Regions from separate parts of the Mus musculus genome. Here region 2 is linked to region 1. A link is a loop called in an ENCODE intact Hi-C map of the cell type or tissue named here. Cell type or tissue: gastrocnemius. All regions are shown on one strand.

The links. Hi-C counts contacts between places; a loop is a spot of excess contacts. Peaks named below come from ENCODE experiments on the same cell type or tissue, not always from the same donor. Only the 100,000 strongest peaks of a DNase experiment are listed, where the experiment ranks them.
Region 2: a loop joins it to region 1, with 3 times the contacts of the local background. A loop is called at or near these places in 26 of 42 quality-filtered maps.

The regions. Positions count from the first base shown.
Region 1 is chr1:161,215,193-161,223,192 of GRCm38, reverse strand. It overlaps the pseudogene Gm6185. Among named protein-coding and RNA genes, the nearest start is that of Prdx6, 32 kb to the left of the region's middle. In gastrocnemius, no CTCF peak of the experiment used is centred here; DNase peaks (open chromatin) are centred at 2,414, 3,171 and 3,641.
Region 2 is chr1:161,282,822-161,290,821 of GRCm38, reverse strand. No RefSeq gene overlaps it. Among named protein-coding and RNA genes, the nearest start is that of Prdx6, 36 kb to the right of the region's middle. In gastrocnemius, a CTCF peak has its summit at 3,919 (motif pointing right); a DNase peak (open chromatin) is centred at 3,920.

The sequences.
Region 1 (8,000 bases):
CATTACACATGCAGCACCTGTGGCTCCACAGGTTCCTCAGCTTTTCTCGATATATCCTGGGGCATCTGAGCTGACAGAACCAAACAAGATGGGTACTGCATCCTTACCTTGTTCATCTCAATACCCTCGTGCTTGTCAATAATGCCTCTTGACCAAAGAAAGGTGAGGTTTTTCAGGGCTTTGGCAATCACGTTGCGGATTGTCTGCTTCGTCTTCAGAGCTATGACAACATCACGGCCTTCATGCTCTATGAGTCCTGAGAAGAATCAAACTTGATGAGCAACCTATGCAATAACCATGATAATAACTAATAGTGCATCAGAATATCCAAAGTATTTGTAGAATAGCCATTTGTTCTAGCTTGACCCATGAAGCTGGTAGGACGAATTTGCATCCCCACTGGATAGATAAGAAAGCTAAAAACTAGCTTCCCCCACAGCTAACCCACTCTGCCTTATTCCCATGGCATCTCTGACGATGTCTACACCAAAACTCATTTCTCTAAAGTATGCGTTTGACATCTCTGCCTCATCGTCCTCCATGTATCTTTTGTTGGTTGGATGACAGAAAGACTTTCATTCAAAAGACTTAGATGGATGGGTCTTGTGAGACCAAGTAGAATACTCATTCCCTTTTAATAAACACAGGGAGTCAGGAATTAGACTCACGCTGTCATCTTTACACTGAGCACAATGTCTGATGTATGGATGGAAAGTACTTACACTTTTTTTTTTCACTAAAATGAGTTGATCAGTAAAATAAAGGGTAGCTATGGTCTAGAGCATAGGTTTTAGTATCAGATCTATGTCGCCTCAAGCAAGATAACCTCACTAAGCACCAGTTTCAAACACTGATGATAAAGACCATAGCCATAGAAGTAGTGATTATAAGAATTAAATGAGGAAATTAATATGCGTATTATGTATATATATATATCACTTTCTAGCGCCTGCTGACATTCCCATTCCATAACCACTCACAGGAACCATGTGGAAACAGACACTCCATTAGTCAGGACAAAACTGAGGAAACCATAATATTCCATATCATCTAAGACACAGCATCATGCTACATAGGTCCTAGGGCCCTGCACTGTAAGAGCAAAAAAATAAAAACCTTCCACTAAGTAAATGACAACAAAGGGTTTTCAGTTTCCGGAAACAGCGCCAGAATCTTTTGGTTTATCCTATCAGACAGCCCTTAGACTGTTCTTTCCACTGGGATCGGGAAAGTGTGTCACCGTTAAGTCCATATGGCATCTTACAGTGTGACTATGAGTTGAAAGTGGCCTTTATCCCTTTTCTAGTGACTTCCATTTATTAATGGTCTACCTTAGGCCAGAGCCATGGCCCGATGCCCACTGAAATGATCACATGAGGAAAGAACACCCAAGATGCTCAGCATAAAATCCTTCAAGTAAAGTGAACTGAACGTAGATGCTCAAACAAAAGTAGCCTTTCCTGTAGTCCTACAGTCGGGGACAGTCCTACCAAAGAGGGAGGGGTAGAGTGGGGTGGGAGTCCCTACTTTCTGGAGTCTACTAGATAAAAAACGAGGCAGAACAACTTCTTGTAATGTGCCCTTTCCTAAAAACTATAAGGACTCCGACCTGGCCATCTAAACACACACCCCTGCTTCCAGTCTGACCTTGCTATCTTAGCAGGCACCCCTGCTTTGAGCCTTCCCTACACTATCACAGCTGCTGATGGCATCCATACCCCCTCCCCCATGTTCTGCAGTGATGTTCTTTGGTGCCCTCAGACACTCCACCAGAGTGCCCATTTTGTTTATGAAGAATCTGTGTCTACCCAATACTGCTGTTCCATCTTTGAACCTTACTTGTGGCCAGTAAATACTGGCCGGATAAAGGAATGAATGAGAACAGTGAAGTGGAAAACTTCACACCCTGGAGTGCCCTTTGTGAAGCCCCAAGCAGAGTGAGGAGCTTATGGTGAGAATAAGTCTGACCCCAGAGCAACAGAGCCCTAAGGAATATCTGTCAGGAAAAGGCTCATGGCAGGGGGACAGGTGTCGCCTCTCAGCACTAACGTCCCAATTACAAAAGAACAAATGCTCACTGCAGAGAGCTGGAGAGCTGACATCATAGACTATGTACACACATATGAAGGAGAGAATACCCATGTGTGCTTAGGTTCTATGGATATTTCTACGGATTTGGGGGACATTTCTTTCCAGATCTTTTCCCTCTGCCATGGACCTGTCACTGTCACACGCTGAGGTTCGAATCCACAATGACCATATTTAGAAAAAGGGCCTTTACAGAGATGATGGGCTTAAATGATGTCATAAGGGTAGGTCTCCAGCTTGTGAGGATGGCCCTCACTAGAGAAATTGGCACTGCAGTCCCTCTGTGTGTTCAGGAAAGGTCAGACCGGGGTCACAGTAATCAAGCAGCCATGTTTGCCCGGCAAGAAGCCAGTCTTCAGCAGAAGCCAACCTTGACAGCACTCTCATCCAGGATTCTGGCGGTCAGAACCACAAGAAAACAAAACCAAAGAATTATGCAAAAACAAAACAGAAAACCAAATGTTCTAACCACTTACCTAGTTCTCTAATAGCCTCTCGTTTGTTTTTTTCTAAAATGTCATATAATTTCTGTAAGAAATTAAGAAATGGTTCTCGTTATACCAAGTACAATCTTGACTTTATCGCCTGATTAAAAGTTAGAGAATCAGGAATACAGAGAAATTCTCACTTAGCGTGATTGGGGGAGCGTTTGTTTTTTGGGGAGTTCCAGTGCAATTCTCCCGGGACTCAAATTGCACAGTGTTGCATGGGTGATATTTTTGCATGTGTCACGCTTCACTGTGACTATTGGCTAAGAAGGAAGGAAGGAAGGAAGGAAGGAAGGAAGGAAGGAAGGAAGGAAGGAAGGAAGGAAGGAAGGAAGGGAGGGTACTTGGCACCCTACTGTGCACCACTGAGAATTCTCATAGGCAGACACCAACTTGGGGCTGTGTGGAGGGAAGAGCTATTTGGGAATCTGTTCTGCTGAGAGCTCAAAAACAAGTGCAATGATGTGAGCACGCCCTGTAATGAGTTCATGCTCCCCAAAGGCCACTTCTTATATAGCTGAAGAAGTAACTTCCCATGGAGACCAACAGATGGTGTGGTTGCTTTTTTTCCAGTCACACAACAGATACTGTGGGATGCTCAGTAGGTCCCAGGCACTTCCTTATAAAGCTCAACCTGGCTTCGAGCCTTTCTGGAGCATATTCTTAGCCATGCCAACAACTCTGAGGCAGGCACTGAACATTTCCCTGGGTTGTCACATACCAGTACCTGCAAGATAGTCAGATACTGCAAGCCACAGGACGACTGAGAGGCAGCAACTGGTCTGCTGTCCAAAGCTTAAGCAAAACAATTTTTTTTGGAGTTTTTTTCTTCTTCTTTGTTTGTTTGGGCTTTTTAATTTATATGTAGTAGGGCCCTAGTTTTGAATATGCAAACGAGATATGCATTTTTATGAAACAGTTTAATATTATAATTGTCATTGGCCCTTTTTGCATTGTGCTATTTTCATGCAAAACTGGATTTATATTCACATGGAGACTCAGGACAACAGCCACTCCCTCCTGCTGCTAGAAAGGCAATGTCTGTTACTTCTCTGCAGGTAAACAGCCATGGGCCAGTTTCCAGAAGCACCAGGTCACTTCTGAAGATGCCCCTATCTAATGCACATCTCACAAAGCCATTAGTCCTTACTGAAGTCTTCTGTTTCTTGATTTTTATTTCCTCTAATGTGTAGGGGTGTTTTGTCTGAATGTATGTCTGTACCATATGCACACCTGGTACCTGTGGGGACTAGATGGGGAGGGTACCCAATCCCCTGGAATTGGAGATACAGACAGTTGTGAGCCGCCACGTGGGTGCTGAGACCTGAACCTAGATCCTCTGTAAGAACAGCCAGTGCCCTTAACCACTGGGTTATCTCTCAAGCTCCCTAGAGTCCTCTCCCTTCCCATCCCATTTAAAGGGCCCATTGAAGGTTTGTTTTGTACCTGTTACCAAGGCAACTGCTTCCAGATCACTCTGTCCTCTCCTAAATGTTTCTAACTGCTCTTAGCTCCCTCCCCGGGTCCTGTTTGTCTTCTTCTAAAGTCTTCTCTCCTAGGAACTTCTCCATGTTCTCTGTTTATTTGCTTTGGTTTTGGGAGGACTGTGGTGGAGGAGGGACAGGATCTTATTGTATAGCCTTGGCTGGCCTGGAGCTCACTATGTAGTCCAGCATGGCCTACAATGACTTCAGCCTCCCATCTGTTGAAATGACAGTCATGAACCACAACGCTAGCTTCTCTCTTATCTTTCTAAACTACGGTGTAATAGCCCAGCCTTTCAGTATCTGCCTTAATTTCATTCCCCGTTTGTGATGATAAATCATCAGAATACAATTCTGTTGCATATCGATGTTGATCCCATAAAGAAGATAGGTAAGTTCGTAATCTCTTTCCTGGCCACAGGCCTGAGGCCACTAACAGTCACTGCTCAAGGCATGCACTGCAAGCAGAAGACATAACCTCCAACCCTCTAGCTACTTACAGAGCCCACCGAAATTGCTGTATTAGGGATTTAGTGCTTAGGATTTAAACTCACTGTTGTATCTAAATCGGAAGTTTTATTTAAGCTGAGAAAGTGCCTCTCAACTATTACACCACTTACTTTAGACCTTGATTTACACTGAAATCAAGAAGCATTGGGGTGAGAGAGAGAAAGAATGAAAGATAAGAAACAAATACAACATATATGGAATGGGACTTCAAGAAAGAAGAATTCATACAGGAAGCAGAGAAACTTTTAAAATAAGAGGTTCAAGAGACTATTCATTTTAGAAGACAGAAATTATTGCTTGGAGAAGGAAGGAATCTTGGTTTTTGAAGATAAGAACGTGATTGTCAAAATTATATATATACATATATATATGTGTGTGTGTGTGTGTGTGTGTGTGTGTGTGTATACATACATATATATGTATGTGTGTATATATGTGTGTGTATATATATGTGTGTGTGTGTATATATATATATATGTATACACACACACACACACACACACATATATATATATGGTTTAATGGGTCCGCAAAAGAGCAGAAAGCACACAACAGAGGGCTGGACTGAAAATCACACCAAAGAGTCCTCATGGCAAAGGGAGAGAAAGTTGGAAGTTGTGAGAAAAACTGAAACAAGGACTGTGGTGGTTTAAATATGCTTGGCCCATGGGAAGTGGCACTTAATTAAGAGGTGCTGTCTTATTAAGGAATTGTGTCACTCTGGGAGTGGAGTTTTGAGGCTCCTCTGCTTGAGCTGTGCTCTGTCTGTGTGGAACAGACACTTCTCCTGACTGCCTGAGGAAGACAATCCTCTCTTGGGTACCTGCAAATAAAGATGTAGAACTCTTGACTCCTCCAGTACCATGTCTGCCTGCACTGTGCCTTGCTTCCTACCATGATTATGGACTGCACCTCTGAAACTGTAGGCCAGCCCCAATTAGATGTTTTCCTTTGTAAGAGTTGCCTTGGTCATGGTGTCTCTTCACAGCAGTAAAACTCTAAGACAAGGACTAAGCTATATGGATGATAAACAAATCATTCATACATATGTGATTTAAATGACTATAGAAAGCAGGTGGGGCTTAACCCAGACTAGATTTTGGGATGGTCTCAGACAAGGCCTGGAGGAGCAAGCTGAGTCACATAGGGGACATTTTACTTGTCAACTCTTCTTGGACCAGTGGCTCCTCTTCAACTCATTGACCTTTTTGTGCTTACCTCATCGCTAGCAGTGACTCCACAACCATAAACCTCACCCGAGGCTCTACCACTATCCAGTTCAAATTTGGCTTTCTTTGGGATTTTCAATTCTCTTTCTAGTGTTTTTGGTTTGGTTTGGTTTGGTTTGGTTTGGTTTGGTTTGGTTTGGTTTGGTTTGAATTTTATGCGGGTGGGTGGTTTTGTTTTGTTGTGTTGTGTCTTGCCCTGTTTTGTTTGAAATAGAGCCTCATATGCACACCCAAATGTATCCACACACATGCAACCACACACACACACACACACACACAGAGAGAGAGAGAGAGAGAGAGAGAGAGAGAGAGAGAGAGAGAGAGAGAGAGTTCAGGATGTTTTCTGAAGCACCTCATATAACAAATATTAGAACCCAGTTGACTACTGAACTCTGTCTGTTGGTCAAATACATGACAAGCTGATCTCACAAGCATGGACTCTCTTACGAAAGGTCATTCCCAACACCACCACCTCCAAAAAAATGACCAGTGCCTGATTCTTACCCGATAGATTGATTCACGTCCAGAAATTTGCCTTATCAAAAGCTTGGCATCTTCCTGACTTTTGACATAGCCTTTTGTAATACTGTACATCAAGCTGAGGCTCTTTTTGATCTGAACATCTGCCATATTTATTAGTATTGGTATTATAATCTGGAATGACGAGGGAGGGCAGGGAAATCATACATCTCATTAAGTGCTTTCTCTCTCGAGAGGATCTAGTTTACAATGGTATGTGTTTGTACATAGATGGGGGGAGTGTGGGTACAGGCTACAAAACAAGGATGGAGACCAAAGGAGGGAATAAAAGGAGCTGACCAAGGCAGGGAGGGCAGCAGCACACAGGACATCAAAATAGAAAGGAGGCTGGTGCAGGGGGTGGAGGGTGCTACAAGAAGGGGCAACGGGACAGGAGAGAAGAGGGGGAGATAGAAAACTAATTTAAAAAATCTAACTTCATTTGAAAATCCCATAATGAAACCTAATTAGTGTATGTTAATTTATTTTTTTAACTAGAGAAAGAAAGAAGCGAGGGAGAGAGAGAGAGAGAAAGGAAGGAGGGAGGGAGGGAAGGAAGGAAGGAAGGAAGGAAGGAAGGAAGGAAGGAAGGAAGGAAGAAAGAAAGGAAAGGAAATAAAAGAAAGAATATAAAAAGCATCGTCCCCAGCAGAGACTCTCAGTGTCATCTATAGGCCACCAAAAACATGTCCAGGAACTTCTCTGAAATGTAGAGTTTGGGTCTGTCTCTTATTACAATGTCAGGCACCGTACAAGCAAGACCTGTTTCCAAAAGGCCTCTGCCTGATTCCACATACATTTGGGTTTGCAATCACACCCTAAAGAAGTTAAAGCTTAATAAGCAACTCTGTAGCTTTAGGTGAAGTCTCTAGCATGGCCCTGTCCCTCAGTCTCTCTACACTTCAATTTCAGAAAGCAAAAGTCATGCCCCAAAAACCTGAGTAACAGCTGTGAAGAGTACACCTCTCAGGCCACTTTCCATCCACGGTCTACATTTATCTACTTTAGGCGGAGGCCAACTAGTCAGTGTGGGGACTTAAGAGAATGGGGTTGTGACATCCAGCAGGTTCTCCGTGGCTCTGAGGACTCGATTCCCTCTTGTACAAAATGAGTGTATTAAATAAAGCCCGGAAATCCAGTGGCGCCATTGCTCCAAAGCACACCATCAAGCACGTGACTAAGGGGGCTTCCCACAGAGACCATGCTGGGTCAGAGCACAGAGGTGCTTGGTGAAAGACTCAATAGTAGGAGGAGAAAACGTTACAAGAAAATAGTGCCATAGTGAAAGAATTAAAGGAACAGAGTCAGACTTTATTAGCTGCCTTTTGTAGGTAGAGGGATCTTGTTTAAAGAAAATGTTTTCAAAGCTTTCCTCTGTGATAGATACACTGACAACCCACTGAGCTGACCATTGACTCCTAAGGCATCTAGAATAAAGATCTCCAATATTCTCAGTCTTTAATGAAGCAGGTATATTTCCTTTCAAAGTCACATTGGGCTGAGTCTAATTTTTAGGGTACCAAACTTTATGTAGAAGTCATATCTACCTCACAAGGAGCTTACCTGGATAAGTTATATAAAGTGTTTCCCCCAGTTCCTGGTAAAGAGGGAATGCTTAATTTAAAAAAAAATCCAAATATATAATAATAATATTAATTTCTTAAATTTTGGTCAGGTAGTAC
Region 2 (8,000 bases), 68 kb before region 1:
TATCATGATGTCTGATGACAAAGACAATGTATACCTAAAAATCCCAGAAGAGAAGGAAAGAAAAATAAGCTAATTAAGATGTGTGAATTAGGGCTTGAGGTGTAGTTCCATTGGTAGAGTGCTTTTCTAGCATGAAAAGCTCTGAACTGGATCTCCAGGGCCACATAAACTGTAATGATGCAGAATTATAATCACAGAACTTGGAAGGTAGAACAAGAGGCTCAGAAGTTCAAGGTAACATTTGAGAAGCCCCTAGGCTACATGAGAACCACTCTCTAAAACAACAACAAAATATGTAAATTACTTTTCAGATCCTCAGTATTCTCCACTCTTTAACTTATGGGGCATATATTTTAAGACTCCCAATGGAGGCCTGAAATTTCAGATAGTACTGAACCCATATGGTGGATTTCTCCCAATATATCCATGACTGTCATAACATTTCTTTATAAATTAAGCAGAGTGAGACCATCTTAGTTACTTTTCTGTTGCTGTGACAAAACCAAGTTCAAGTTGACTTACAAAAGAAGGCTTTAATTTGGGGTTCCAGAGTGTTAGAGCCCAGGGCCGACATGACAGGGAACATAGCAGCAGACAGGCAGGAAGGCTTCTGGAGCAGTAGCTGGGAGCTCACATCTGAACTATACATTTCTACAAAGGTTAAAGCATCCATGGTTAGATATGTTATGATCCTTTTAAGTAGAAGGCAGGGAGGCACTTTTAAAGGAAATGTTGGTTATTCAGTTGGGGAAAGAAAGGATGTGAGGTCCTTCTATATTCCTTACTGTAAAGGGATCTGTTCATAGACATAATTAATATCTTAGTATGCACACACTGCTAGTGGCTTGCTTGCTCTGGGTTAACCCTACATTCTGAAAGCCTGGAGGGAAGCAAAATTCACACAGACACTAACTACACAGGCTTTCAAGCAGTGCCTGGGACCAGATGTCCAGAGAATAGGAGAGGAGGCAGCACAAGCTCCAGCATTGAGATTCCAATGCTGAGCTCCAGGAAGTCTTCCCTGCCCCGCCAAACTTGTCACTCTTCATCTAAATTCACAGAGCATCCACTGCCCAACACACCGCCAAGGGCAGGAATTGTCTAAGAATGTGTGTCTGTTTCCTTCCCCAGCACCTACCTCCAGGTATACCAGGACTCTGATTTTTTTCATCTGAGCACCCCTAGCACCACATCAGCAATAGGCAGACCACAGGGCTTTTCTTGCTGGTCTGACTCTGACGACAAGGAAACGATGCCTGGAAGAATGCTTGCTCAGAATGGGACATGGAGGACTCCGAAGTGCTGCCTCCGCCCTAGAGGACGGGCACCCATACAATGCATTGACCAAGGCGCCAAACAACATTCCTACTCTATCCTAAAAGTCACCCTGCCTGGGGACTTGTGGACTGACATCCTGTAGGTAAATTCCAAGCGTGAGTCTTGTTGGCCTTCACCAACAGTGTCACAGTATTGACTATGGGAGTTCCACTGAAAGCGGAGGTCTCTCGTGAGTCATTCTTTACATGGCTCTAAAGAGTCCTGTTTGCTTAGGCTCAGCACTTTCCATTTGTAGGTGTCTTGAAAACTTTACAGTCAGAAAAAAAAAATGTATACAAGAAGAAAAGAAAGTGATATAAATTGAGAGCCAAATATTGAAGGTCATAGGTTAGGGCAGCAAATGTAACAGAGGGAATATCATGGCCTGGAAGTCCAAGACTTTTCCTCGCACTTCGCACCTGTTATAGAGGTCCTAAGGAAGTGGGAGGGAAGCCTGGGCAGACGGCTACGCAGCACCCAAAGGTCTGGCATGTTATGGAGCTGGTGAGAAGTGCTGAACAGCACTTGGGGCTCTTCTCAGGGACTGGAGTTCAGTTCCCAGCACCCTTGCAGGTGGCTCACAAGTTCCTGTAACAGCAGATCAAGGATTGAATCAGTCTGCTCTAACCTCTAAGAGGACCTGCACTAGTGTTTCCAGAACCACATGCACACATACTCATGCAACTACACTTTTTAAAAGATAATGAGGGCTGGTGAGATGGCTCAGTGGGTAAGAGCACCCGACTGCTCTTCCGAAGGTCTAGAGTTCAAATCCCAGCAACCACATGGTGGCTCACAACCAACAGAGTTCAAATCCCAGCACAACCACTCTCTAATGAGATCAGATGCCCTCTTCTGGTGCATCTGAAGACAGCTACAGTGTACTTACATATAATTAATAAATAAATAAATAAATAAATAAATAAGATAATGAAAATAAATCTTTTTTTTTTTTAAGGAAAAGATTATTGGGAGTGAGCCTGTGACGTGGGGGGCGTGCCTCCGCGAGGCCCCGCCCCCTCTGGCGGGTCAGGATTACAAGGCAGCGACTGGGGCAAAGAGAGAGCACAGCCAGAGACCTGAGCCGACTTTCAGGGCTGTCCGCGGGCCCTGCACTCTGTAGATGAGTTGGAGAAGTCCCTTGTATCAGAGTAAGATGGACGGTAGCTTTGACTGTGATTGTGGTGAGCTGGAGCCACCTGATCACTAAGAAGAGTCAGCCAACGTCACCAGGGCTTTCTGTTGAAACACAAGGAAGCAAGGAAGGGGAGGGAACTAGTGCTTCCCAGCGCCTCAGGATGCTGCTCAGGACCAGTCCAACCCTGAATGTATCTGCATTGTGAGAGGATGTCCACGGAGGCCTGCCGGGCGCATATTTACTCACAGTTTTGTCCCATGTTAAGTCGGTTAGCATAGTAAATCTGAGTGCATAGTATGTCATTTCAAAAAAAAAAAAAAAAAAAAAGATTATTGGCATGCCTGTGCTACAGAAGAGAGAAATAGCAGAAGAGTGAGAAGCTAGGAAAGAGGCACTTATGGAGTCACTACCCCTACTCCATCCCTATGGGGTTGAAAAAAAACACACAAAAAAGAGCCGGGTGTGGTGGCGCACGCCTTTAATCCCAGCACTCGGGAAGCAGAGGCAGTAGGATTTCTGAGTTCGAGGCCAGCCTGGTCTACAAAGTGAGTTCCAGGACAGCCAGGGCTACACAGAGGAACCCTGTCTTGAAAAACAAAAAACAAAACAAACAAACAAACAAACAAAAAAACCAGAAGAAAAGGCTTTGGGCAAGGGGGTGGGGAGTCAGAGCAAACAAGCCAGAACCAGACTCCCCTTGCATGTATGTTGCAGTAGACTTTGTGACAAGTTTATTATTTTTTGGAAATTTAATATAAATTCAACCAGTGACTTTACCCTGGATCCATCCTGCCCTGACCTTGCAGAGCTGGGTTAGACCCCAGAGCCTGACGTGAACTAGACAGGAACTCTGGTAATGAGCCACATCCCTAGCCGTCTGCTTCCCTGATCTTAGCCTTATTTGGTTCATTTATTTAAAAAGATGACACGGTTCAAATGCAGTCAAAATGTTATTTGCCAGCTTCTGTGTACTGCTTTCTACCCTGATTTTCGTCTCATTTAATGTTTATATATTTTAAACATGTCTGCTGAATAAGCTGTGTACAACCGGCTACAAACCCAGATCTTATTTTACATCTTTCCTTTGTCCCTTTAGCTCCATTTTCTGAATTTGCCCTGTCCCAGCACGTTGGATAAAACCTAAGCAATACCACAGATATTCTAGCCACTCTTCACCACTAAACAAAAAGACCCTTGTCTTGGCCTTTAACAGCACCTGCCCCTAACTCAATGCTAAGCACTCGCGACCTGATTGCCTCTACACTTCTTGTATTCAGTCCCAAGGAGGAAGGCATGGGTGATGTCACCATTCTGCGTGCTACAGTTTCCTTAGCCAGCTGCAAGTCCTCAAGTCTTGAGCTTTTGAGAAAAGATACCTTGAGAGCAAAGACTTAACGATCGCGAATCTTATGGTCTTGGCTGGCTCTCTATGCGTACTCGTGTTCATGCTGCAATTAGAGATTATGCACACCAGGGGGCAGTAAAGGCCCTTTTCTTTGCCAGAGACTGTACTACCTGTTTTAACATAGCCACGGTTCTTGGGATATACTAAATTTTCCCTAACGTCAAAACAAAACAAAGAGAATAAACACCTAAGCCACAAACAGGTCAAAATTAGTTACAATTTATCTTCCTCCAGTCTACACTCAGACACTTTTCCCCAAGGGCTTCTGTTTTGCCATTTAAAGATCTTCATTAATATTACACTGTCTTGAAAAAGACAGACATGCCTGTGTGTTTCCAACATATAAGAACTTATTGAACAAAATAAATTATAAGTTATGTCAACTGCAAACTTGAGTAGTCCCAATTCTCTTTAATAGCTGGCCATTGGCAAATTTGTTTCCTTTCATTCTGATCTTAATTACTAATATTAACTCTCAGATCTCACATATTACACAGCACTGTGTGTGTGTGTGTGTGTGTGTGTGTGTGTGTGTGTGTGTGTTTTACAGGATGACTACTAAAAGGTCAAAGAGGCCAGAGTGCAAGACATCCAGAGGCCTTGCTGGAGGCAGAGGCAAAGGAGTGGCACAGGTACAGACAGAGTCACTACACAGGGTATAAGATATTTATGGACCCAGTTGAAGAACTTCTGGGGGCTTAAAAAGAGCCAGGCTGCAGGGTCTCAAGGCTGAGTGCAGCCTCAGTGTTGGCTCAGCTACAAAGGCACAGAATAATGTAAGCAAGATACAGAACCAGGCACAGACAGACAAATGGATGGACTGACAGAGTCAGAAGGAATGGCAGCTAGAAGTGAGATCTGAGCTGAGCTGAAGTCTCCACGACAGTTAGGAGTTCTCTGTAGCTGGGCGGAGGTGGCGCATGCCTTTAATCCCAGCACTTGGGAGGCAGAGGCAAGTGGATTTCTGAGTTCAAGGCCAGCCTGATCTACAGAGTGAGTTCCAGGACAGCCGGGGCTATGCAGAGAAACTCTGCCTCGAAAATATATATATATATATAAATGAGTTCTCTGCACCCCTCCTGGAAACATACACTGTGTGTTCAGATTAAACGGGATCTTCAAAAGTGTCTGGTGGTTTTGATAACATCTTTTCTGACATGGTATTAATGTTCCCAGGTGCTCATATGTCCTGATCTAACTTCAGTAAGTTTACAGGTGGTAGGTTTTTACTTTGTGGAGTAAGTTTCTGATCTGTGCCTCATGGTTGGTGGTGGGCAGGGGCTTATGTCTGTGTGCATGACGTGTGCCGTCGTCATTGCTCCTCTGTGTCTGCACTGGAGACAAAGCCAAAGGCTTCCTGGTAGAATGGAATCACGCAGGGCAAGGCACAGCCTGAAAGTTGCTGTTTTACACACTATGGAGTAACGGAGAAGCCTGCTGTCTGATCTCCATCATGGGCATTAATATTCCAGCATTAATTTACTCAGACTAATTATTAGAATATTCTAATAGAATCCATTGGTTTTCCTATATACAAGTTAAAAAACTTTCCTTAAGCCGGGCAGTGGTGGTGAACGCCTTTAATCCCAGCACTTGGGAGGCAGAGGCAGGCAGATTTCTGAGTTCGAGGCCAGCCTGGTCTACAAAGTGAGTTCCAGGACAGCCAGGACTATACAGACAAACCCTGTCTCGGACAAAAAAAAAAAAAAAACAAACAAACAAAAAAAAAACTTTCCTTAAAAAACTTTCCAAGTGGTAGTAAACGTGATGGTACTTAAACACCACAACAGCCCTACGAGGTAATTAAACTTAGCACAAGCACACCCCACTTAGGAGTTCTGGGGAAAGCATAGGGTGGCTGGTTAAGTTTGAATTTCAAATACACAGCAAATAATAGTTGTGTGGACAGTTCACACAACCTTCAGAACACACTACATGGAAGGCAAATAAATTTATATGAAAATATTGTTTCACCAAAACTCAAATCTAACTGGATTAAATGGGAAAGCTAGACCAGTATCTTCAGTATAAGCAAACTGTCCCTTGATGGGAAAGCAGGAACTTGACCTAAATAGCAGCTGGAAAGCAAGCAGTATCCCCAGCTCAGAACCCCAGGCTCCTGGCAACACCTGCCCTCCAGACCATGCTGCCCTCTCCTTGCTGTGTGGGAAGGTCCCACCAGTCAGCTGTTCCCATCTCAGGTGAACTAACCCTGGCCATAGTTCCCAGGTTACTATAAAAGAAAAGATTCTTCCTGGCAGAGGACTCACTGAGTAATGCACTCCCATGATGCTTTCCTCCTTGATAGCTTTGTTTATTCGGAAACACAGTGAAAACCTCCCCCAACCTTTGTTTATGTTGTCTACCCTGATATTCATGTTTCTATAACTCCTTTTAAGGCTCACTTTAGAAAACTGAGATTTAAACACAATAGTCCCTCATGACTTGGTCCTGTGGCTTAAATTACCTGAAACTCAATAATGTAATTTAAACAGAACATAAAGAGAACAAAATAAAACTGTTGTGTTTCAATGCTATAAAGATATCGGATACTTAGTGGACTTTATAGTTGTTTCCGCCAACTTGGATTTTGTTAAAGGATTTTGAGCACTAAGAAAGGACTGTAGGGGGGTAGTTTTCCCTTTTCCCAAGGTTAAGGTTAGTCCCTAGCAAAAAGGAAGAAGAAGGAGGAGAAGAAGAAGAGGAGGAGGACGACGACGACGACGAGGAGGAAGGAGAAGAAAGGAACATAGAAAAGACTGTATACAAGCGTTCAGGATAGTGTCTGTAGATGTGAGTTATCTTTACTAACACTTGGGAACTTTTTGTTAATACTTGAGGGAGCTTCATACCTAACTACTATAAAGAGTGCAGAATGGAGAGTTAGGGTCCAGAGATTTAAAAAAAAAAAAAAAGATAAGACTGTGAAACAATGGAGAAAGACTACACAGCCGTTCACAATCACACCATGAGCAAGTACTATGCACCAGTTCTGAAGGTCTGAGGAGTCTAATGCAGTGCGACAATTCTGTGATGGAGAAACAATGCCTACAACATCATGGAAAGGCAAAGGGAACCTAAGCCAGTCAGAGAAACTTCTAGAGTGATAGATATTCCAGCTGGATGCTCCCTGGGACAGCAACTGCTGGTCAGGCTGAGAAGGCATCTTCCAGATAGAAGAGCCCCTTAAAGGCAACAGTACAGGAATAAGACACCATAGTGTGTGTGTGTGTGGAGGAGAAGGAAACAATTGTTAGCTTCTTGGAAAGCCAAGACTGAGCAATCTACAGTTTCGGTAATAACGGAACACCATCTGTAGCAGATGGAAGACCAAAGGGAAAAGTCCTTCCATCTTCAACAGACAAGATGACATCACAAGACAAGAGACATAGAAAGAGGAGTTCTTTGTGTGTGGACCACTGAAGATGCTATAACAGCCTAATTAATGTCAGTGGCATCACTGCAATGATGGCCTCGAGTCAGTATATGAGCTTTCACAGTCTTCATAACCACTCTACCACACAGGTCTCACTAATTCCATGGAATGTATGTGGAAGCTGATTTGCAAGGCAACTGAATGATTTTTCTCAAGATGCCATAGGCAATAACAAGAAACGGAAGAATCAACCTATTTGTCAGGAGTTATTTTATCCTCTCTTCCTTCCCACCACTTTAATCAAAGTCAACCTTTTATTTCATGTTTTATTACATCGATACCCCAAATTCCACACTTCTGCAAAGCTTTTCCAAGACTCCCCCACAGTACAAGGTATGGAGCCTTTGATCTAGCAGGTACTCAGTGGCACCTTGATAATAGGTAATGAACCTTTTCGGGCACCTGTGTCCACAGCGTAAAGGAGTCACAGTCATCTAGGCCCATAAGGAAGAACTCTAGGAAAGAATGGACATTGATCCAGGTCTTGAAGAAATTGGCAACCTTTAACTGATGGAAACATGGGATAGGAAAAGAGAATGGTTCATGCACAGTGAAGAAGATACGATTTGTACAAAGGCTTGGTCACCTCCCTTCCCTATCTTCGGCTTTCACTCAGGCGTGTGTCACTTGAATGACAGGAGATGCTCTAAGAACTTTAACATTGGACAATTCTCTTGTGTAAACATCACACATTGTACTCTCCT